Regions from separate parts of the Mus musculus genome. Here region 1 is linked to region 2. The links are chromatin loops, found by intact Hi-C in ENCODE. Cell type or tissue: left cerebral cortex. All regions are shown on one strand.

The links. A loop is a pair of places that touch in the nucleus more often than their neighbours do. Peaks named below come from ENCODE experiments on the same cell type or tissue, not always from the same donor. Only the 100,000 strongest peaks of a DNase experiment are listed, where the experiment ranks them.
Region 1: it touches region 2 in a loop (4-fold over the local background); 3 of 42 quality-filtered maps call a loop at or near these places.

The regions. Positions count from the first base shown.
Region 1 is chr2:91,707,245-91,712,244 of GRCm38, reverse strand. It overlaps Atg13 (autophagy related 13), which reads left to right and starts at 1,653. Exons shown (of 17, transcript NM_001355419.1): 1 at 1,653-1,998. It overlaps Harbi1 (harbinger transposase derived 1), which reads right to left and starts at 1,393. Exons shown (of 3, transcript NM_178724.5): 1 at 994-1,393; 2 at 1-165. The coding sequence starts at 49. In left cerebral cortex, a CTCF peak has its summit at 2,046 (motif pointing left); DNase peaks (open chromatin) are centred at 1,371 and 1,683; H3K4me3 peaks cover 2,280 bases; H3K27ac peaks cover 1,592 bases.
Region 2 is chr2:91,919,542-91,924,541 of GRCm38, reverse strand. Chrm4 (cholinergic receptor, muscarinic 4) reads right to left here and starts at 2,353. Exons shown (of 2, transcript NM_007699.2): 1 at 2,199-2,353. In left cerebral cortex, CTCF peaks have their summits at 310 (motif pointing right) and 2,664 (motif pointing left); DNase peaks (open chromatin) are centred at 1,601, 2,446, 2,621, 3,205 and 3 more places; H3K4me3 peaks cover 3,450 bases; H3K27ac peaks cover 3,205 bases.

The DNA of each region.
Region 1 (5,000 bases), 210 kb after region 2:
GGCCATACAGCAAGAGATCACAGTCAAGCACTGTTATTGGAATAGCCATTGCTAATGTGGAGGTCCTCTTCTATCTGCTTTTCCCGAATTTTTCCCAGCGCAGTAAGTATCAGAATTCAACAGCTAACCATCAGTTAAATGGCTCTGACATTTATAATCTTCTTTCTGTAAATGTTAATTAAAAGAAAAAAATAATTAGAAACGTGATCCAAACCATACCAAATGACTCAAAACCTACACCTTTTTCAGCCATTCACTTGTTAACTCTAGATTTATCTCCACTGACTCACTATTGTATGACAAACTTGATCTAATTTGCAGACAATAAGAGTTCAATCCCAGTGGCTCATCTACTGCCTGGCATTTCAACTGAGAACAACACATGAGAACAAACAATTTACAAGGTAAAAGAGGTCTGTGGCAACCAGGAGACAGCTGACAAGTTGAAAACACCTTAAGGGTTACTCAGAGGTTTGTTTTGCAAAGCCCTATGGCTCCACAGATGAGGGAGTGCTCAAACCAGTCCAACTAGAGATGTAGAACAAAGGGGGGGTGGGGGGGGGGGAGAAAGGAAGAAAGACAGTCTGTGGCCCTGCCTGGGGACCTACACTGTCTGCTGTAACAGGCTTTCCCTTCATCTCAAGAGACCCAAATCCCGAAGCTTTAGGCTAGAAAGGAAGGAAGAGTATAAAAGGAAGGAAAGGAGGAAAAAGCTAAGTGAACCAGGTAGGTCTGGAACACCGAGGCCACTTTTCAACCCGCTTTCAAAACAGTATTAAGGGACAAAGATGGCTCCGAGGGCACAGGGTTTGCCTGTGAAGCCTGGTGAAATAAATTAGTTGGCTATCTGAGATCCATATGGTGGAAAGAAAGAATCGTCCAACACCCTTGCCACATCACGCCCGCCTCCAAAACATAAATGTATTTAAAAAGTTTATTCCTTTAAAAGCCGTGTAAGTAAAGATGCCCCAGCCAGGAATGGGCTCACTGTACTTGGGAAGTGTAGACCAGAAGATCATGTGCGAGGCAAGCGTGGACTACGAGCACCAGTCAAAACAAAGTAAAACAAAACAAAAAGCTCCTAAGGCTGGTCCAGCCTGTAATGTTAGCATTCTGGAAACTGGGTAGCATCGCCGCGTGCTCCATGCCTGCTGGAGCTACATTACGTTCAAAGCTAACCTGAGTTACACAGCGAGACCTTGTCTCAAAAATAGTAAGATAACCAAAGTCTGGCTGCTCGACCCAGAATAACCGAACGCTGATCGCCACCTTTCCGTAGCTACCGGATTAACCGGAGCACTCTCCACCCTCGGGGCCGAAGAAGGCCCGCCTCCGGAACCCACGGCCGCACACAAGCCGCCACGGTGCGCAACAGCCGCACCTCCCCTTCCGCGTCAGCGCCCGCCCCACGCCGCGTCATCAGCACCTCGGCCACCGCGGCCTGCGCTTCGCTTCCGTACATTCTACACGAAGCCCAGTCTCCAACTCCCTAAATTCCTTCCCAAACCCTTTTTTTTCTCCTAAAAGGCTTTAAAATTAATCATATGATTTATTTCTGGAAATAAGCCGCCTTTCTTGAAGACTCTGATGTACAGAAATATTAAATAGGTCGTTTGTGGTGTAGCGAAAGTGCAGCTGAATTTAGGCAGCTGCATTTCCTCCGTAGCGCTCTACCTCCCCACCGCCTGCACTGAAGCGGATGAAAACAAACACTAAGGATGGCGGCGCCGGGCAGCGACTGGTTGCTGGCTTAGGGCGGGAGAGATCGTTTGACGTGTGAAGGGGAAGCTCTGAGAAAAACCAGTCCACACCAGTCCGACAGCTTTTTCAGTTCTGGGATCCCGGAGCCTCGTTAGCGTGAGATATCTCTCTGCGACCTGTGCTGTCACTACCGCCCGGGAGCGCGGAACCCTCTGCTGGGAGGTGCAGTTGGCCGGCCCCAGGCCCCGGCCTCCGGAATGAGAGCCCGGAGCCACTCTCTGTGCCGTAGCTTCGCAGGTACTCACTTTTGAGGGTAATAACCCCCGGATCTTTCAGCGCCCCCGAGTGGGAGGTCACTGATCTGTGTTCCCTTGGCCACCACCTTGGGGACGCCCAAGCCAAGCAACCGAGGTTCAGTTCCATAATCCCCTGATTATGTTTTCTACGAGAAGTTGGGTTGGTGTAGACCCTGTTGGCTCTTGAGGCGTCCCAACCGTTACAGACATCCCCCGAAATTTTCTTGCTACTTTATTGTCTCTTTGAGTTATGTCAAAAAGATCTATTGGAGAACATTTGTAGGGCCGTAACTCCGGTGTTGGGTATCAAGGTAGGTTAGGTAAGTTTTCAGTCAATCAAAAAAAATTTTTAATGCCAAGTATGAAGTCCTCCTGTAAGTGAGGGTGACTTGACTAGTGAAAAAGGGGACTATGTTCTTACTGGCAGTGGAATAACCTGCGAAAACCTATTCTCATTAAATCTCTGAATTAAGTGGCTAAGCACCTTCTTGGGTTGTAAATCTCTCATTCACTTTTTTCCTAGTTAATCTGCTCAATCTATCCTCAAGGTAACATTCCTTTGTTGGCTCCCCCCTCCCCACTTCGGTGGTAGCCCGTAGCCCAGGTTGGCCTTAAACTCCTGTGCTTCAGTTATCTTCTTCACTCAGCCTCCTGAGGAGCTGAGAATACCGACGCAGGCTGTCACAGGCCTAGGTTGGGATAGTTGGAAACAGGGTTCACCTATGCAGCCAGGGTTTGTTTGCCTTGAGTTACTGATCCTCCTTTCCCGGCATCGTAAGTGTTGAGATTATCTAGCATATACCATCATGTCTAGTTTTGAAATTCTCCTAATGAAATATGTATAAATTTATTTATATGTATATGTTTATATGTATACAATAATTATATATCTATACACAAACACATACGTGTTCTTACTTGAGGTTTAACCTATCACTCTGCTCAGTCTACTACAGAGCTATATTCACAACCAATTAATCTCTGCTTTTTGAGACAAGATCTTTTTGTGTATTACACTTGTTGGCCTGGAACTCACTATGTAGACTAGGCTAGTATTGAACTTGTTAGCAGTCCTATTGCCTCTGACTCCCCAGGTCTGGGCTATAGGCATGTAATACAACCAAACAACACTATCTATCTATCTGCTCTTGTAGGTTTTTGAGACAGGATATTTATATAGCCTAGGCTGGTTTTCACTTTATATAGTTTTGGGTGACCTTGAACTCCTGAATCTCTTCCTCCTGAATACTAGAAGTGTGAACTACCATACCAAACACTATAGACTGAATTTAAATCTTTTAAAGGCTTATAACTCATTAAAATTATTTTCACATTCATTTTAAATACCTGCCTGCTTTTAACTGTAGAGTGCATTGGAGCAACTTATTAGAAAAGTCTTCTGCGGGGCTGGAGAAATGGCTCAGTGGTTAAGAGCACTGACTGCTCTTCCAGAGGTCTTGAGTTCAAATCCCAGCAACCACATGGCAGCTCACAACCATCTGTAATACACCATGATGCACTCTTATGGAGTGTCTGAAGACAGCTACAGTGTACTTACATATAATAATAAATAAATCTTAGAAAAGAAAAGTCTTCTGAAGGCCATTGTAAGCAGCACAGGCAGCCTAATGTCCTTGGGCACACGAGAAGGGATGACAGTGTGAATCACCGCTACTTAGAAAAGCAACTGAATGGCCAAGTACAGTTGACTGTTAGGAAAAGTATTGGCTAAGTGAAGAATTAATAGAAGTCATAACAGGATTACAGCTTTGGAAAATGCTGCTTCCACTTCTGGTTCACAGATATATGAATAAAATGTAGAATTAAAAGACATTTTACACGCCGGGCGGTGGTGACACACGCCTTTAATTCCAGCACTTGGGAGGCAGAGGCAGGCGGATTTCTGAGTTCGAGGCCAGCCTGGTCTACAGAGTGAGTTCCAGGACAGCCAGGGCTACACAGAGAAACCCTGTCTCGAAAATACCAAAAAAAAAAAAAAAAAAAGAAAAGAAAAGACATTTACAGTTCTTTTAAAGTCATTTTTACAGTCATTTTAAAGGGGTTACCTCTCCCTTTTAGTATTGTCAATGGCTTTCTTATTTAAAGATAACTTAAGATGGCATTAAGGTCAGATTCTCTGAGGTGGATGTTAATTACTCTGTTTTAAATAAAGATTTATTGTTTTGTTAATTATTTTACCTTTAACCCTTTGTGGATTTTTTTTCTCTCCTCCCTCAGCCGAGTTTATTTTTTGGATTTTGTTTATGTGAATAGGCACATGTGTGCCAGGGCACTTGTGAAGGACAGAGAATGTGTGGGAGTAGTTTCTCTTTTTACCATGAGGGTACAAGGATAAAACCCATGTCATTAGGCCTTGTGGCAAATTCCTTTACCTGCCGAGCCATCTCACCATCCCTCTAGGAATTTTTGCTTCATGTATTTTATTGCTGTGTTGTTTGGTATGTAAACATAAATAGCTACTATAGTTCTAGAGATTATATTCTGATTTTTCCACTGAAAATTCTGATTTCTGTCTGCACCCACATCTGTGTGTGTGTGCATTTGTGTGCACCCTTAAAGTCAAAATCAGGTGTTTTCTGTTAACTTCTGTCTTAAATGTGGTGACAAGGTCTCAGGACACCTGGAGCTTGCTGCTTTGCTTATGCGGGCTGGCTAGCAAGCTTCCCACATTCCCTATGTGTCTACCTCCATGGTGATGGGCTAGAGCTGCTTTCTGTATTGCCTGGGTTTTACATGGATGCTGTGAACATGAAATTAGGTCCTCATTCATGGGTAGTAAACATTTTAGGCACTGAACAATTTTGCAGTCCAAAATTCTGATTTATCAGAATATCACTTTTTCACTCCTTCCATTGTTGCCTTCTTGTCTGTCTGTCTTTCTTTCTTTCTTTTTTTTGGTTTTTCGAGACAGGGTTTCTCTACATAGCCCTGGCTGTCCTGGAGCTCACTTTGTAGACCAGGCTGGCCTCAAACTCAGAAATC
Region 2 (5,000 bases):
TCCCTCACTTGGGTTTGACCTTTTGTCCTCCTGGGACCAAGAAACAGCCTTGACAAGTAAATGACCAGATGAATGGTGGGTGGTTTGGTCTTCCCGGAGCCCCGACAGATGCAGACTGGGTAAATTCAGTTTTCTCAACTTGGTCCCAGTTTTCTTTCTAGACTTCTCTGATAGTCTCTCAGATGTTCAGACCACAGCACCTTCAGGCACAATTCTCTGCCTCCCCCCCCCCCCCAAATCCCGCCCATCTAGAATCCGAGAAGGCAAGCAGCCATCACCCTGGCCTGTGAGCACCGCTAGATGGCAATGTCGGTCCCCGGTGCCAGCTCCGGACCCCGAGCCGGAGGTTCACCACGTCAAGTCCCAGAGTAAACCGCAAATACAGAAAAGCGTCAGGGCAGGGCTTCTCCCACAAAGGAGCAAAGGGAGGGAGATACTGCCTGTCTCCGTGGTCCCAGGTTGCCACAAAGGTCCCTTAGGTTCGGCCAGGGTTTCGAGGATGAAAAACTTTAGGGCGTCGGGATTCCACCCGCACCCCGCAAGGCACCCATCAAGGAACGTGTAGGTGGGAAAACGAGTGCGAGTTGTGTTTGTGTGTGACTACTCGGGAGCTCGAGTAGACACTAGTAGCTGTTTGCATGTGCCAGTGTGCGCCCCGCCACGCCTGGATACCGGTGCGCCTTTGAACGTGTGAGCATACCAGCGCCATGTGGACACGTGCGTGTGCATGTGTGTGCGTGTCTGGCCATAGAGCTTGGGTGGCCGTAACCGCGAATTTGTGTGCGGGAGCAAATGCTGGACTATCAGCGAATGACCAGTTCCCATGGCGGGAACCACCGGCAAGCGCCCGGTCTGTGGGTGGGGAAAGGGTTGAGAAAGGAGCAAAATTTGGGCTGCGAAGAAACCCTGACTTTGGAACCATTATCTTAGTGGCCCCAGGCACCTGGTCCTAACTGCATCGTCAAGAATGGAGAGCGTGCAGTCCCAGCAGTGGGCTGACTTCTGTCGAGAAGCCTCTGCGATAGTCGTCGAGCCGTGAGGGTCACCGAGCTCAGTTTGATGTGCCCTACGCATTGAGGGCAGGGGTAGAGCCTCCAAACGGGGAGCCCAGTCGAGGCCTGGGTCAGGAGGGTAAAATTGTTCTTCACTCTTCAACCCGCAACCCCTGGAGAGGCCCTGTCTAGTCCTGTCAGTCAAAATAGGCACCGAGTTCCCAAGCTGTGGGCTCAGGTCTATCTCAAAGACAATCTCGGGGCTTACCCTTGGGCCCATCTCCCGGCTCCATCACGTCTGGGTCCTGGTCGAAAGGGCCAAGGTTCTCCGATGCCCCGCCCTCCCATCAACCCCCAGGCACGCAGTTCCTGTAGTCTCTGGGCGTGGGCAATGTGCTTCCGCGGGTTCTCGAGCCCCTACCCCTGCTGGGGACAAGTCGGGAAAGGGTGCTCTGGGCGCCCGTGGGGTAGATTTTCGATTATTAAGTGATCACTTCAGGAAAGCTATGGCCCCCAGGACTGTTCCTGAGGCGGAGAGAAGCCTCTGTACTTTAGGGGAAGAGAGAGGGGTGCTGGATATTGGGCCAAATCATTGTGCCTAACACTTCCTCTAAGAGCTGGGAGGGTGGAGGGCTGGGAGATGTATCTCCCCGGATGAGTAAAAGAGAGGGTACTCCTGGAGAGGGGGAAGGGAAACAGGAGAGAACAGGGGTGTTTTCCGTCGGGGCTCAAGGTCGCGGACAGAGGACTCCAACGGGCTAGAGCGTACTGGAGGCTCCCGGTGGGCCAAGGTGGGAACGGAGGGCAGGGAGACGGGCGGGAAACGGGCGCTTTGGGGCTTCATCTTCCGGCGCCTTGAAGAAGAGCCAACGGGAGGGAGTGAGGGAGTGTGGGTCCTGACCCGACGGCTGCTCTGCTTCGGGGTTGGGCTGTGGGCTGGGACTATTCCTCCCCTAGCCTTCTCAATGATCACCAATCCCTAGAGGTTCACCTAGAGAAACCTTTTAGAGACCTGGGGTCCTTCTTCCAGAGGGGTGCCCCATCTCTGAGCTCTCCGCCCCTTCCGCACCGCGCTTGCCTTTCAAAGGGGTCTGGGGCCCTGTTCCAGCCCGACCCACCTCTGGAGACCTTCAGGGGGTCCCAGAACCCTACATCCTCATCTTGCATAGAAGCCCCCCGCCCCCGCGATTCCGCGGAGTTACTCACCCGCTGCTTCTGTCTTGCTCCGCTGGCGCCGGACAGACGGCGGAACTAGCCAGAGGCCCTGCGAGTCGGTGGGGTGGGCGACTGGGCCGGGGGCCGGGGGCGGGGACAGGGTGCCAAGGGGCGGCCCCTGCTTCGCCTGCAGCTCCCGGCGCTGTGGCTCCGACTCGCGCTCACGCTCGCACTTTTCTCCGAGCCGCGTGATGTCACAGGGAAGCAGCCAATCGTGGTGGGGACGCACCGCCCGCCCGGGGCCGGTCACCCAGCGGCGACGCGCGGGGGTCACCACCTGGAGTGTCAGGCACCCTTGATGCTCACACCCTTCCCGGGAGATGGCCCGCAACTCCGGACTCCAGCACCGAGGGCACCGCCCACAGTCGCCAGGGAGGATTAGCCTCCGGCTCTGCCCTCCGGGGGGTGGGGTGGGGGCTGTCCGCGTTGTCATGGGGACTAGGCGCCCCCTCGCGGGCTGGGGAAGAACCAGGCGGCCAAGCTTGGCTATGAGCCCCGCCTCCGCCCTAACCACGCACTCTGGACACCGAAGTGTTTTCGAACCTCTCCACGGCTTGTAGCCCCTTCGTCGTTCCGCCTGAGGTTAAATCCTGGTCTTGAGGGTTTGGCCCCAACAGGCCCCTGGTGTGCGGCGGGGCAGATCTAGCAACGTGCTTCTGTCGGGACAGAGCGCTGCCTGATAGCCGCTGGACAGCCAAAAGACTGCAGCCGTCGGGGCCTGGGGAAGAGCAGGTGAGACTGGACAGGCGAGCATCTACCCTGGCTAAAGATCTTGTCACTCTCCACGCCCGGGAAGGGACGCGCATTAGCTGTGAGACTGAAGATGGCACGAGTCTCCTATCCAGCCGCGAATGAGTTCATCGCTGCCTATGTGGGGAAGCCAGGTGCCCAAGGTCACCTGGGACAGAACAGGCCATGAAGGAAAGTCCAGTCTCCTAGACCTCCCGCAACAGTACTAGGCTAAGGCCCAAAGTAGGCAGGTTCAGCACCTCGGACAGCCCCACACGTCCTTGGTGCGAAGGCCAGTTGCTCAGATCAAGCACCCGCCAGCCAGGGTTGAATGCACCCCTTCGCGCCCGGGGTCCTGAGTACCGGTCACCCACAAAGCTTCTTGAGTGTCAACAGCCAATTAACTTTAAGCCGGCTGACTTCTTGGAAAAACCACCTGAGTCTCAGCTCTCCTCTACTCTCCTGCAAGGGCTGGTAGGGGCTCCTGGGGACAGTGGTAGTGGTAGGGATAGCTTTGTAACGACAGAGGAGTTAGGAACAGAGAATGAATGAGTGGAGACTTGAGCTAGAGTCCGTGAGAGAAGGCTCCTGGTTCAGGTTTCTCCATGCTGAAGAGAGGGACGTCAACATTGGACAAAGTTGAGGGCAGGCTAGTGTGAGAAGCCATCTTCCCTCCCATGGGCGCTTTGGTCTTCCATGATCCTCTGAAGGAAAAAATGAAGGAAGTGCTATTGTTCTTGCCCCCACTTCACAGGAGAGGAGAGGCTCAGTTGTTACCGACATCTTCCACTTTACCATATCCCCCTCCCTGGGGGCCAGGAGCAGGGTGCTCTTGGGAGAGTGAAAGTGTTGTGTGTATGGGAGAGGGCAGAATGTTAAGCCGTCAAATGAGGAGACTTGTTAAGGACAGGAGGGTCCAGAAAACAAAAACGCCTCCAACCACGGGCAAAGCCAATGCAATCTGTGAAGCCTGGGCCTTTACCTCACCCACCTACATCTCAGAGCTCACGGGTGAACTCTGGAAAGCTGAGCTGGAACTAGGGGACCCAATTTAGTCTCTCTGCTTTCTTTGTTCTAACTGGGTCTTGGAACGCTTTCTTAAGGGACTACCAGTCTTTATCCTGCTGACACCATGTGGTTGTAATGTGTAAGGGGTCCTGCAAAGGCTTACCACTAAGGAGGCTCTCCCTGGATGTGGACTTCCTAAGGAACTGGTGTGGAGACAAGGTATGACTAACCAATCAGAACGGGTAGTTAAGGCATGCTCACTTTTAGACCACTATATCACAAACCCTCTTTATATCCTGTTTGCAATCAACTAGAGAGCATGTTCGGTTTCCCCTGTGCCTTGACTTCTGTGTTGATGACAGACCCAGCTGTGTGTACCTTGGCTGTTAGTCACGTGGTCCTGATAACTGAAGTCATTACTTGAGGGGTTTTGATGGGGGTAGATCAAGCACACTTAGCACATTGTTTACACTCAAGAAATTCAGAGTCTCTCCTGTCAAACCAAGGCATACATCTGTTTGTAGTAGAATAAGCTTGGCAGTGGGTGTCCTTCCACCCATCAAATATTTTAATTCAACTTCTTTCCCTTAAAGGAAGGCAGGTCTCAAGATGCCTGTACTCTGCGAGTTGCAGTGGTTTGATTGATTTTATGGGTCTGAAAGTAAATTGAAGGAGTTCCGTAGTACACTCCTGCAAGGAAGGTCAAGGCACAGAAAAGGCAAGTGGCTTGTCCAAAGTCACACAGCTAGTGGATGTTTACTGACACAATCCACTGGCAGTACCCTACAGTGAACTGCAGATACAGTTCACAGTACCTCAGTTTGCATTACTTGCTTGGCCATTTTTGTTTTCATCTTTGTTGTGTCAGAACCTGTAATTCTCACCATCCCCACCTCCACCCAGTATCCTACCTGTGGTAGTCCAGCTGCTGGCAGTTCCTTGGATTTTCTACTATACTTTAAAGAAATATTTTTATGTATATTGGTGTTTTGAATGTTTATCTGTATGAAGGTGTTGGATCCCTTGGAACAGGAGTTAAGACAGTTGTGAGCTGTC